2 separate regions of the Homo sapiens genome follow, and region 2 is linked to region 1. A link is a loop called in an ENCODE intact Hi-C map of the cell type or tissue named here. Cell type or tissue: PC-9. All regions are shown on one strand. Links, peaks and the distances in the headings refer to the core of each region. The heading gives the core; the rest is flanking DNA. Region 1 overlaps RIN2 (Ras and Rab interactor 2). Region 2 overlaps SLC24A3 (solute carrier family 24 member 3).

Region 1 (5,384 bases), core at 214-5,213:
TTTTCAGAGCACTCATCATGGGCCAAGCACAGCTTTAAGCACTTTAATGGGTTAGTTCATTCAATTATCACAACACCACCACGAGGTGGGCACTGCTGTTGCCCCGTCTGAGGGATGACACCACTGCCGAGTACAAAGAACCTGGCAATAACTGAAAGAGGACATGGCAGTAATGATTCTACTTCTCTTTCTTCAGTTCCCACCACCTTGCTTCCTGTTCTCCACTTTTTGTAGTTTTTTTTATAATAGAATTATAAATCTTCACATTGAAAGGAAATTGCATTGATGGGATTTCAGTATAGGCCACTATGGCAGATCATATTTTTCAACATGGGTCACAGTCATGGCTCCTCCAAAACCTTGCTACTCCTCCATCAAGTGGAGAGGTCTATTTTCCCTCTCCTTGAATCTGAGCAGGACACAGTGACTGCCTTGACATAAAGAATGTGGCAAAGTGATGTCGAGTGACATCAAAGTCTTGATTAGCAAAGGTGACGGGGCTTCCACGTAGCTCTCTAAATCCCTTAGGATACATGTCCTTGAGACCCAGCCACCATGTTTCTGGGAAGCCAGGCCCTGCAGAGAGGCCACATGTAGGTGCTCCAGTTGACAGCCCCACTGACATGGGACTTAGAAGGCTGGCTCCAGCCCCCAGCCTTTGAGCTGTCCCCACTGATGCTAAATCGAGCAGAGATAAGCTGTCCCTGCTAAACCATCCCTGCTGATCCCTGCTCCTATAGCAGATTCATGAGCAAAATAAACATTGTTGTTTTCAGCTATTTCATTTAAACCCACAGCAACACTGTTTGAAGTGTAAAATATCATTTTGCTTGTTTACAAGTAAGAAAACAGAAGTTGAATGAGATGAACTGACTTACCTAAGGCCACACAACTATTGAATGTGTTGCTGGAGTTTCAACCCAGAGCTGCCTGATTTCAAGCTTGTGAGGTTCACCACTGCTCTAACTACACATTCTTTCTGGGCTGGGAGCTGGGCCTTCGCTGCCCTGTAGACACAACTGCTCTCAGAGAAAGCAAACCCTTGCAGAGTAAGAGCAATAAGAGAGAAAAATGTTAGAGAACTATTTCTGCACAATATGTTGTTGCTCTATTTCTTAATTTGGACCCTGGTTGGGTGCCTCCCTTTCTGACTTAAGTGTAGAGTTCTCTCAGGAAGCTGTCTACCTTCCCTCCATGAATTTAGATCCTGTGGTATCTGCTCATATTACACAATATTCTTTTCCTTATCATGTAAAATAATCATCAAGTAATTCTTTATTTTATTTTATTTTATTATTATTATTTTTTGAAATGGAGTTCTTGTTTGTTTGTTTGAGACAGAGTCTTGCTCTGTCACCCAGGCTGGAGTGCAGTGGCGCAATGTCGGCTCACTGCAATCTCTGCCTTTCGGGTTCACGCCATTCTCCTGCCTCAGCCTCCCGAGTAGCTGGGACTACAGGCCCCCACCACCACGCCCGGCTAATTTTTTTGTATTTTTAGTAGAGATGGGGTTTCACTATGTTAGCCAGCATGGTCTCAATCTCCTGACCTCGTGATCCGCCCGCCTCGGCCTCCCAAAGTGCTGGGATTACAGGCGTGAGCCACCGCGCCCGGCATCATTATGCGATTCTGTGATCAATGTCTCTATCCCTAGTTTTATTTCGGGAAGGCCCGGGATTGGTCTGTCTTTCCTATTCTTCACCTCTTTTCTTCTAGCAAAGACCCTTACCTGAGCAGATACCTAATAAATGCATGTTAAATAAACACCAAAGAGCATTAGATGTGAATTTTCTTGATAATAATGATGACAGAGTAAGGAAGTGCATAGTTCCAGGTATAAATACTGAAGTCTTATCATGATGTTGTAGGTTTGTCTTTTGAGGCCAAAGATTTCTCACTTCCTCTGTCCTTCCTGTTAGATAAAACATCCCTGTGTTTGACTTTCATAAATAAATAACTTCAATAAAATGCAGTTGTAAAATAAACAATAATAGGAACTGCCACAGGACTCTGAGATACGATATTTCATTAGGTTATCCGAGCAAAAAATATTTTCAAGAGGGGAAAAGCCAATATATAACATTGGAGAACTGATGACCACATCATCCGTTGTCACATTTAATCATCACGACAGCCCTATACAGGTGGGATTGTTATTATTCTCATTTTACAGATGGGAAAACTGAGTCTCATGAGGTTAGGTCACTTGCCCTACATCACCCAGTTAGGCAGTATCAAGGCGGAATTTGGAGCAGGCCGGGTGACTTCACTGGGCCCTGTCCCGAGCACCCCGTGCTTAGGTGACCTACATGCTTGGCAGAAAGAGCTGCCCCTACCAGGTATGGCCAGGCCAGGTGTGGTGGCTCATGTCTGTAATCTCAGCCCTTTGGGAGGCCAAGGCAGGAGGATTGCTTGAGGACAGGAGTTCAAGATCAGCTTGGGCACTATCTCTACAAAAAGTTTCTTTAAAAAAAAAAAAAAAAAGTATACCTAGAGTTCCTGGGGCTTGGCCTCCCTCCCTTCCCCTTGCCACAGTGTGACTAAAGGTCTGGAGTGAGGCTGTGTTATAGAAAGGCAGGCTGGAGGGATGACATCACTGAAGAATTCCTTGGCAAGCAGTCAGTCAGCCACCTTTGGGTAGTCCCTACTTTCACCTGGGTCGCTAGGGTTGGTTAATTTTTAATACCAACTGAGTGACCCATCCCCTTCTCCACCTTGACTGAGTCCTGAAGGCCCCCTCAAAAGCTAGGTTTTAGTGCCCTATTTCATGGTACACCAAGGAGTGCTCTGGCACCATCTAGAGCAAGCCCTAGTCATCTGCATACCTGAGCGAAGTCTTCCAGCCCCTGCTGGACCCTGTTGGAAACAATGTATCCTCTCTTGGACACAGTCCATGCCTTAGACCTATACTCCAAGGAGCACAACCTGACCAGCCTCTCCCACTAGACCCCTCTTTTATCTTCTCTTGTTCTCGGGCTTCTCCTGCCCTCAGTGCAATAGAACTTCATTAACTAAATACAATTAACCGAGAATGCTTTATTGTTCCTGTTGTTCTACCTGCTCACTGATTAGTGAAAAAGGCCAGCACTGCCATCTGTGGGCTGAGAATTGTAAAGTGACTTAATGAAGATGAAATGTATTCCTTTCTCTTCATTCTCTTTTACCTGTCTATTTTCCTCGATTCTACCCTGTTCTTTCAACCCTAGCAGATGCAGCTTAGAAGCCTGATAATAATAAGGATAAGCAAGTCTTGCTGGAAAATAACTAGCATTTATTGAAAGCTTGTTGTGTGCAAAAAGAACAAAGCTGGAGGCATCCACTACCTGAGTTAAAACTATACTACAAGGCTACAGTAACCAAAACAGCATGATACTGGTACAAAAACAGACACATAGACCAAAAGAACAGAATAGAGATCTCAGAAATAAGACCACACATCTACAAACATCTGATTTTTGACAAACCTGACAAAAACAAGCAATGGGGAAAGGATTCCTTATTTAATAAACGGTACTAGGAAAACTGGCTAGGCATATGCAGAAAATTGAAACTGGACCCCTTCCTTATACCTTACACAAAAATCAACTCAAGATGGATTAAAGACTTAAATGTAAAACTCAAAACTAAAAATCAGATCTTTGTTCTTTTTGCTCCAGATTGTCTTACCTGTACAGACTCTTTTTTGGTTCCATGTGAATTTTAAAGTAGTTATTTTTTAATTCTGTGAAGAATGTCAATGGTAGTTTAATGGGAATAGCATTGAATCTATAAATTGCTTTGGGCAGTATGGCCATTTTCACAATATTGATTCTTCCTATCCTTGAGCATGGGATGTTTTTCCATTTGTTTGAGTCATCTCTGATTTCCTTGAGCAGTGGTTTGTAGTTCTCCTTGAAGAGGCCCTTCACTTCTCTTGTTAGCTGTATTCCTAGGTATTTTATTCTCTTTATAGCAATTGTGAATGGGAGTTCATTCATGATTTGGCTCTCTGCTTGTCTATTGTTGGTGTATAGCAATGCTTGCGATTTTCCCACATTGATTTTGCATCCTGAGACTTTGCTGAAGTTGCTTATCAGCTTAAGAGGCTTTTGGGCTGAGACAATGTGGTTTTCTAGATATAGGATCATGTCATCTGCAAACAAAGGCAATTTGACTTCCTCTCTTCCTATTTGAATTCCCTTTTTATCTTTCTCTTGCCTGACTGCCCTGGCCAGAACTTCCAATACTATGTTGAATAGGAGTGGTGAAAGAGGGCATCCTTATCTTGTGCTAGTTTTCAAGGGGAATGCATCCAGCTTTTGTCCATTCAGTGTGATATTAACTGTAGGTTTGTCATAAATGGCTCTTATTATTTTGAAGTATGTTCCATCAATACCTAGTTTATTGAGAGTTTTTAACATAAAGGGATGTGGAGTTCTATTGGATGCCTTTTCTACATCTATTGAGATAATCATGTGGTTTTTATCTTTAGTTCTGTTTATATGATGAATTACCTTTATTGATTTGCATATATCAAACCAGCCTTGCATCCCAGGGTTGAAGCTGACTTGATCGTGGTGAATAAGCTTTTTGATGTGCTGCTGGATTTGGTTTGCCAGTATTTTATTGAGGATTTTTGTATCAATATTCATCAGGGATATTGGCCTGAAGTTTTATTTTTTTGTTGTATCTCTGCCAGGTTTTGGTATCAGGATTATGCTGGCCTCATAAAATGGGTTAGGGAGAAGTCCCTCCTTTTCAATTGTTTGGAATAGTTTCAGAAGAAATGGTACCAGCTCCACTTTGTACCTCTGGTAGAACTCAGCGGTAAATCCATGTGGGTTTTTTTTGTTTTGTTTTGCTGTTGTTGTTGTTGTTTGTTTTGTTTTGTTTTTGGTTGGTAGGCTATTTATGACTCCCTCAAAATTTCAGAACTTGTTATTGGTCTATTCAGGGATTCAACTTCTTCCTGGTTCAGTCTTGGGAGGGTCTTTGTGTCCAGTAATTTATCCATTTCTGCTAGATTTTCTAGTTTATTTAGGTAGGCACTATTCTTATCCTTATTTTACAGATGAGAAAACTGAAGCACTGAGAAGTCAAGTTACCTGTGTGTCATGGCGTCTGGCACATTCAAGTGTTCAGTGAGTGTTAGTTACTATTTATTACAATGAGACTTAGCTTTGGTCAAAAATTGGGATGCGGGTATTTATATGGGCAGGGATGCCCTGAAGCACAATGAGGGAGTAGGGAGTGGCATACGGAGGGCAAAGAGGCCATACAGTCTGTGACATGAGCAGGTTACCACTGTGGGCACCAGGGCTCAATCCCACCATCACTGCGACAGACTGTGTAGGATTCATCTTCGAATAGTCCAACTATGGGACTCAGAAGTTAGGATATTCCTG
Region 2 (5,384 bases), core at 189-5,188, 170 kb before region 1:
AAAATCCATCAGAATTCAGATAGAAAGGAAACCACATTCCAAGCTCTATAGTAAGACTTGACATGATCCTGCTCATCTTTATGTCAGTCCAGAAAGAAATGCATTATTACTTCCATGTTTCAGCTGAGAAATCTGAGGCTCAGATCAGGGAAGTACCTTTTCTATGTTCCAGGATAGGCATGAAGCAGACCAAGAATATTCTTATCATTTTTCCTGATGATGAAACTGTGATGTAAGTTACATATAGAGAAAGAAATTCCAATATTTTTCTAAAAGACACTTATTTTTGTACATTGTTATTGAAGGTGACAGAAAAGGGTGTTGAGTTGAACAGAATAAAATCCACCTTTAGAGTAACTATGCAACTTATTTCAAGAGTAGGTGAATATTTCTTGGTCCTATTCTCCTGGGTTCTAAGTAGTTCTTCCCAGGAAAACATAAGAGAGATTACGTTTAAGTAGTTAGTGCTTCCTTGTAAATGTATAGTCCTTAATGCTGGTGCTCTGTTTCTACCACAGCCTGAAAAATATAAAATAACTCTAGTGGCTTTGCTCCATCTCATAAGCATCCTTATCACCAAGTACCAGGAGTAAGAATGAGCAGTGTAGATGTGGAGGAAAAACATTTGTTTTCATGATCTTAGTCCCCCAGTTCTACTGAAAAGGCCTTGGGTATTTTGATTACTGACAATATACCTATTTGATCATTCCTCATCCCTTGCAAAATGAATATGGGCTGTCACGTAGAGCCAGTTGAATACTGTGAAAAGATCACAGTGGAAAGTCTTAAGGGCGACCTTGGACAAGAACCTGGATTCCTGCTTCTAACTGAAAACATCCTACAAGGTTATACAAACTGGTAGGAAATGGCTGACCTACTGGAGATCTGCAGATTGATCAGGAGCGAAGCCACTTAGAGCGTATCAGATTCTCTTGTTATCTGCAAAGCAGGAGTGAGTCATTTCATTGAGCTGTTGGCATGCAACAGGCACTTAGGAAAGATCTGACGAAGTGAAAGTATCCATTTGGGACCCATTCTATTCAAATATGTGCCTACCCTCAAGATGCATGTATCTGTCTGTGTTGTTTCTTAGAAGTGGTACAACCGCACATAAGCCATTCTTCCCAACCACTATCTTCTTCATTTTAACATGTAAAAATATTGTTATTCCATTATGTCTAAATTCTTCATTTTCTTGACTCTCCTACTATCTCCATAGTATTTCCACATGTAAGATGTAGGCTTTTGTGAGAAAAAGAGAATTCCTTTAATTTGTTTCAGCACTCATTAACCTAACGTGATTCTTGACCATTCTACATGGAAGTCTACTTACACTTTCCATGGACACAAAGGAACCTTGATTCTTATATTTACTTGGCAGATGGACTGAGGATGGGGGGAAAAAAAGGCACAGAATGAAAACAAGTAAATATTCTGGGGTTCAGGGAGATTATGATAAAATAAATAAAGGAACAACAAGCTGTAAGAAGAAAAGAAAAGAATAAGTCATGCCTGATCAACATTATTTTAATTGTTCCACTACATTAATTAATGGAAGGAGGAACACCATGGTGCCCACCCTTGAGAAGAATGTTCTGTTGAGTGATTTGTGAAACATTTAACTATCACATTCATTGAACAAGTATAAACACAGAGTAGTAATAAGTGACAAGGATTCTATAAGGAGATGTATATTAGCACAGGTAGGAGCAAATTTGAAGTAATTTCGAGGAAAATGTAAATCAGTCACTGAGAAGAAAATACCCTCAGCTGGGAGTTGTGGCTCACTCCTGTAATCCCAGAACTTTGGGAGGCTGAGGCGGGCAGACCACGAGGACAAGAGATTGAGACCCTCTTGGCCAACATGGTGAAACCCTGTCTCTGCTAAAAATAATTTTTAAAAAAAATTAGCCAGGCATGGTGGGGCACGCCTATAGTCCCAGCTACTCGGGAGACTGAGGCAGGAGAATCGCTTGAACCCAGGAGGCGGAGGTTGCAGTGAGCTGAGATTGCGCCACTGCACTCCAGCCTGGCGACACAGCGAGACTCCATCTCAAAAAAAAAAAAAAAAAAAAGAAAAAGAAAAAAGAAAAGAAAATAATCTCAGCCTGCAGAAGTGAGAGCACTCATATCACTGATGAGTAGAGAGAGCATCAGTGATTTCAGCAAGATGGTGGAACAGGAAGCCCCAGGTCCTTCCCCCATGGAGACATTAACTTAACAACAATGTATAAACCACATTGCCTTTGTGAGAACATCAGAAACCAGTTGACAGGTTACAGGACCCCAGGTGAGTACAACACCAAGAAGAGACACATTGGAGGAGGGAAGAACATTTGTTGGACTTACCTACTATATCCCATCCTCCAAACTCATGGCTTCTCCTTCAGGAGGAAAAGAAAAAGGCAGAACATGCACCCAATGCCTGGATTTTGGGGGTGCTTCTCAGGGGACTGGTTGCTTTCTTGCCTGACCTAGAATGCTGGTGGGGAAACAGCACACTTTTGATACCTGGGGGCCACTGAGAACCAAGGCAACAGTTCTGCTTGCTACACCACTACCAGAGAAATTAAAGCATCACAGACAGACACCAGGGGGAGCTACTGAGTAGAAACAGGCACACCACTTCAGCTGGGAAATTATACCTGTAGGCCCAGAGATGATGCAACCGCTGGGAAGATTTGAGAGGCCTGCAGAATCTCTAGTGGGGCTAATTGGAGAAGATGTTCCCTGTCTGAAGACAGTCCATAGAGACTGGGAGAGGTGTTTGTTTTTTCAAATGTCCACATATCAACAAAATATCGTAAGACATACAAAACAACAACAACAAACAAACAAACAAGAAACAGGAAAACATGGCCCAATAAAAGGAAAAAATAAATTAATAAATCTCCAGTAACTGACCCAAAAGAAATAAAGATTTATGAATTACCTGAAAAAGAATTAAGAATAACCATCATAAAAATGCCCAATGAGCTATAAAACACACACACACACACAGACAACTAAATGAAATCAGGAAAACAATATACAAACAAAATGAGAGCATCAGCAAAAAGAAACTATAAAAAAGAACTAAACAGAAAATCTAGGGCTAAAGAACAATAACTGAATTGAAAAATTCACCAGAAGGGATCAACAGTATACTGTATCAAGCAAAAGAAAGAATCAGCAAACTTCAAGACAGGTTATTTGAAATTATCAAGTCATAGGGGTAAAAAACAAAAAGGATGAAGAAAAGCAAAGAGCTATTAAGAGACATATAGGATACGATCAAGTGGACCAATGTACACATCATGGGAGTTCAGAAGGAGAAGAAAGAAAGGACAGAGAGCCTATTTGAAGAAATAATAGCCAATATCTCCGCAAATTTGAGGAAGGAAATGGGCATACAAATTCAAGGACCTCATATAACTCCAAATACAATTAATCCAAAGAGACCTTGCCATCAAACACACTATCATCAAACTGTCAAAAGTAAAGACATGAATCTTGAAAGCAGCAAGAGAAAAGTGATTTGCCTCATACAAGAGAAAATCCATAAGATTATCAATGGATTTCTCAGAAGAAGCCTTGCGGGCCAGAATGGATTGGGATGATATATTCAAAGTGCTAAAAGAAAAAACTGACGGCCAAGAATACTGTGCAGAAAAACTGCCATTCATTAATCATGGGGAAATTAAGATTTTCTCAGATAAATAAAAGCTGAGAGAGTTATCACCACTAGGCCTGCCCTACAAGAAATACTGAAGAGAGACCTTCAAGTTGAAACAAAAGGATTCTAGAAAGCCAAACAAAAGTATACAAAAATATGAAGCTCTCTGGTAAAGGTAAATACATACACAAGTATAGAGTCCCATGGTATTGTGATGTTAGTGCAAAATCACTTAATTCTGGTATAGAATTTAAAAGACATAGGTATAAGCAATAACTATAAATTATTGGTGAGTAAAGAGAAATCATCTTAGAGGCTTAGGGCACAAGAGATCCTATGAAAAGCCACTATGGCTATTCTCATAAGAGATTCCATTTTGAGCAAAGTTGCCCAGATGGAGATGAGGGAGATTGTCAAAGTTTAAAACATTATACAACGTTGGAAAATAAGATTAAGACAGCTAGTAACTTTGAAGATATCTGTTTAATAATCACATTAATAACAGTAAGTTTGGAGACAACAAGCCACCCAAATTCTCATGAGATCCATCTATGTTTGACTTAAATGATCAAAATGACTTGAGATATATGAAATTAATTTGCCAAGTCTATTTCTGTAATCTTCAGGTCATCTGCTACTTACACTGACCAGGTAACTCTAGCTTTGTTTTGAAAGAAGGTCTGATGGTGAAATTAAATAACAAGTTAGGATCAAGGAGACCATTTGAGAGAGAAAAGGATCTAAATTCTAGTTCTAGAATGGAATCCCAGACATAACATATAACTGACCCCAATTATTCTTTAGCTAAAAGGTATCCTTTTCTACAACAGGATTGCAGTCATTCTTTTCCAATTGACTCAGCAATATATAACCTCATTTTATTATTTAACTTTATTTTCATAGCTCTGACATAAGCTAAACTCCATTTAATCCAAAAGGATTTTTAAAGTGTCTATACTGGAAAAGACTACAATGGAAAAGGACTGACTTTGTACCTAGAGCAGGCCAGGATGAAAACATACCCTAGGACCAGAACAGCAAGGAGGGATGGGTTTCAATGGATGGTGCTCTGAAAACAGCCTCTTGAAATTTAGATGCTGGCCCTTGAACTAATTGTATGGGTGGAGCACGTTAGCTGCTTCAGAATAAAAACCAATTATATTAACAACCACCCTCATTATGCAGGACATAATCACCATGACCATGTCAATATGTGTGTGGAATATGGATTTTAAGTATTTTATTATGAAAGTATTGTGTGTTGGGCACAGTGGCTCATGCCTGTAATTGTAGCACTTTGGGAGGCTGAGGTGGACAGATCACTTGAGCCCAGGAGTTCGAGACCAGCCTGGGCAACATGGTGAAACACTGTCTACAAAAAAGAAAAAGAAAAAAAGAAATACACAAATTAGCGTAGGCTGGTAGTACCACATGTAGACCCAGCTACTTGGGAGACTGAGGTTAAGCCTTGGAGATGGAGGTTGCAGTAAGCTGAGATCACACCGCTGTGCTCCAGCCTGGGTGACAGAGTCAGACCCTGTCTCAAAAATGAAAATAAAAAGATATTGTGAATATTTTGCGAAGTGTTGTAAGGACATATCCATCAAAGAATGTCTAAAATAAAGCCAAAATACATCAACTTTTATTTTTTTTTAAGTATAGGTGCTCCTTGACTTATCATGAGATTACATTCCAATAAACCTATTGTAAGTTGAAGATATTATAAGTT

What was found. Peaks named below come from ENCODE experiments on the same cell type or tissue, not always from the same donor. Only the 100,000 strongest peaks of a DNase experiment are listed, where the experiment ranks them.
Region 2: it touches region 1 in a loop (11-fold over the local background); 4 of 110 quality-filtered maps call a loop at or near these places.

What each region holds. Positions count from the first base shown.
Region 1 is chr20:19,800,005-19,805,388 of GRCh38, forward strand. All of the region lies in intron 2 of RIN2 (Ras and Rab interactor 2), which reads left to right. Among named protein-coding and RNA genes, the nearest start is that of RIN2, 44 kb to the left of the region's middle. RefSeq lists an enhancer at 2,441-2,735. In PC-9, for the core only: a CTCF peak has its summit at 2,972; a DNase peak (open chromatin) is centred at 2,667; H3K27ac peaks cover 1,109 bases.
Region 2 is chr20:19,626,148-19,631,531 of GRCh38, forward strand. All of the region lies in intron 6 of SLC24A3 (solute carrier family 24 member 3), which reads left to right. Among named protein-coding and RNA genes, the nearest start is that of RIN2, 130 kb to the right of the region's middle. In PC-9, for the core only: a CTCF peak has its summit at 2,597 (motif pointing right); a DNase peak (open chromatin) is centred at 2,624; H3K4me3 peaks cover 523 bases; H3K27me3 peaks cover 360 bases.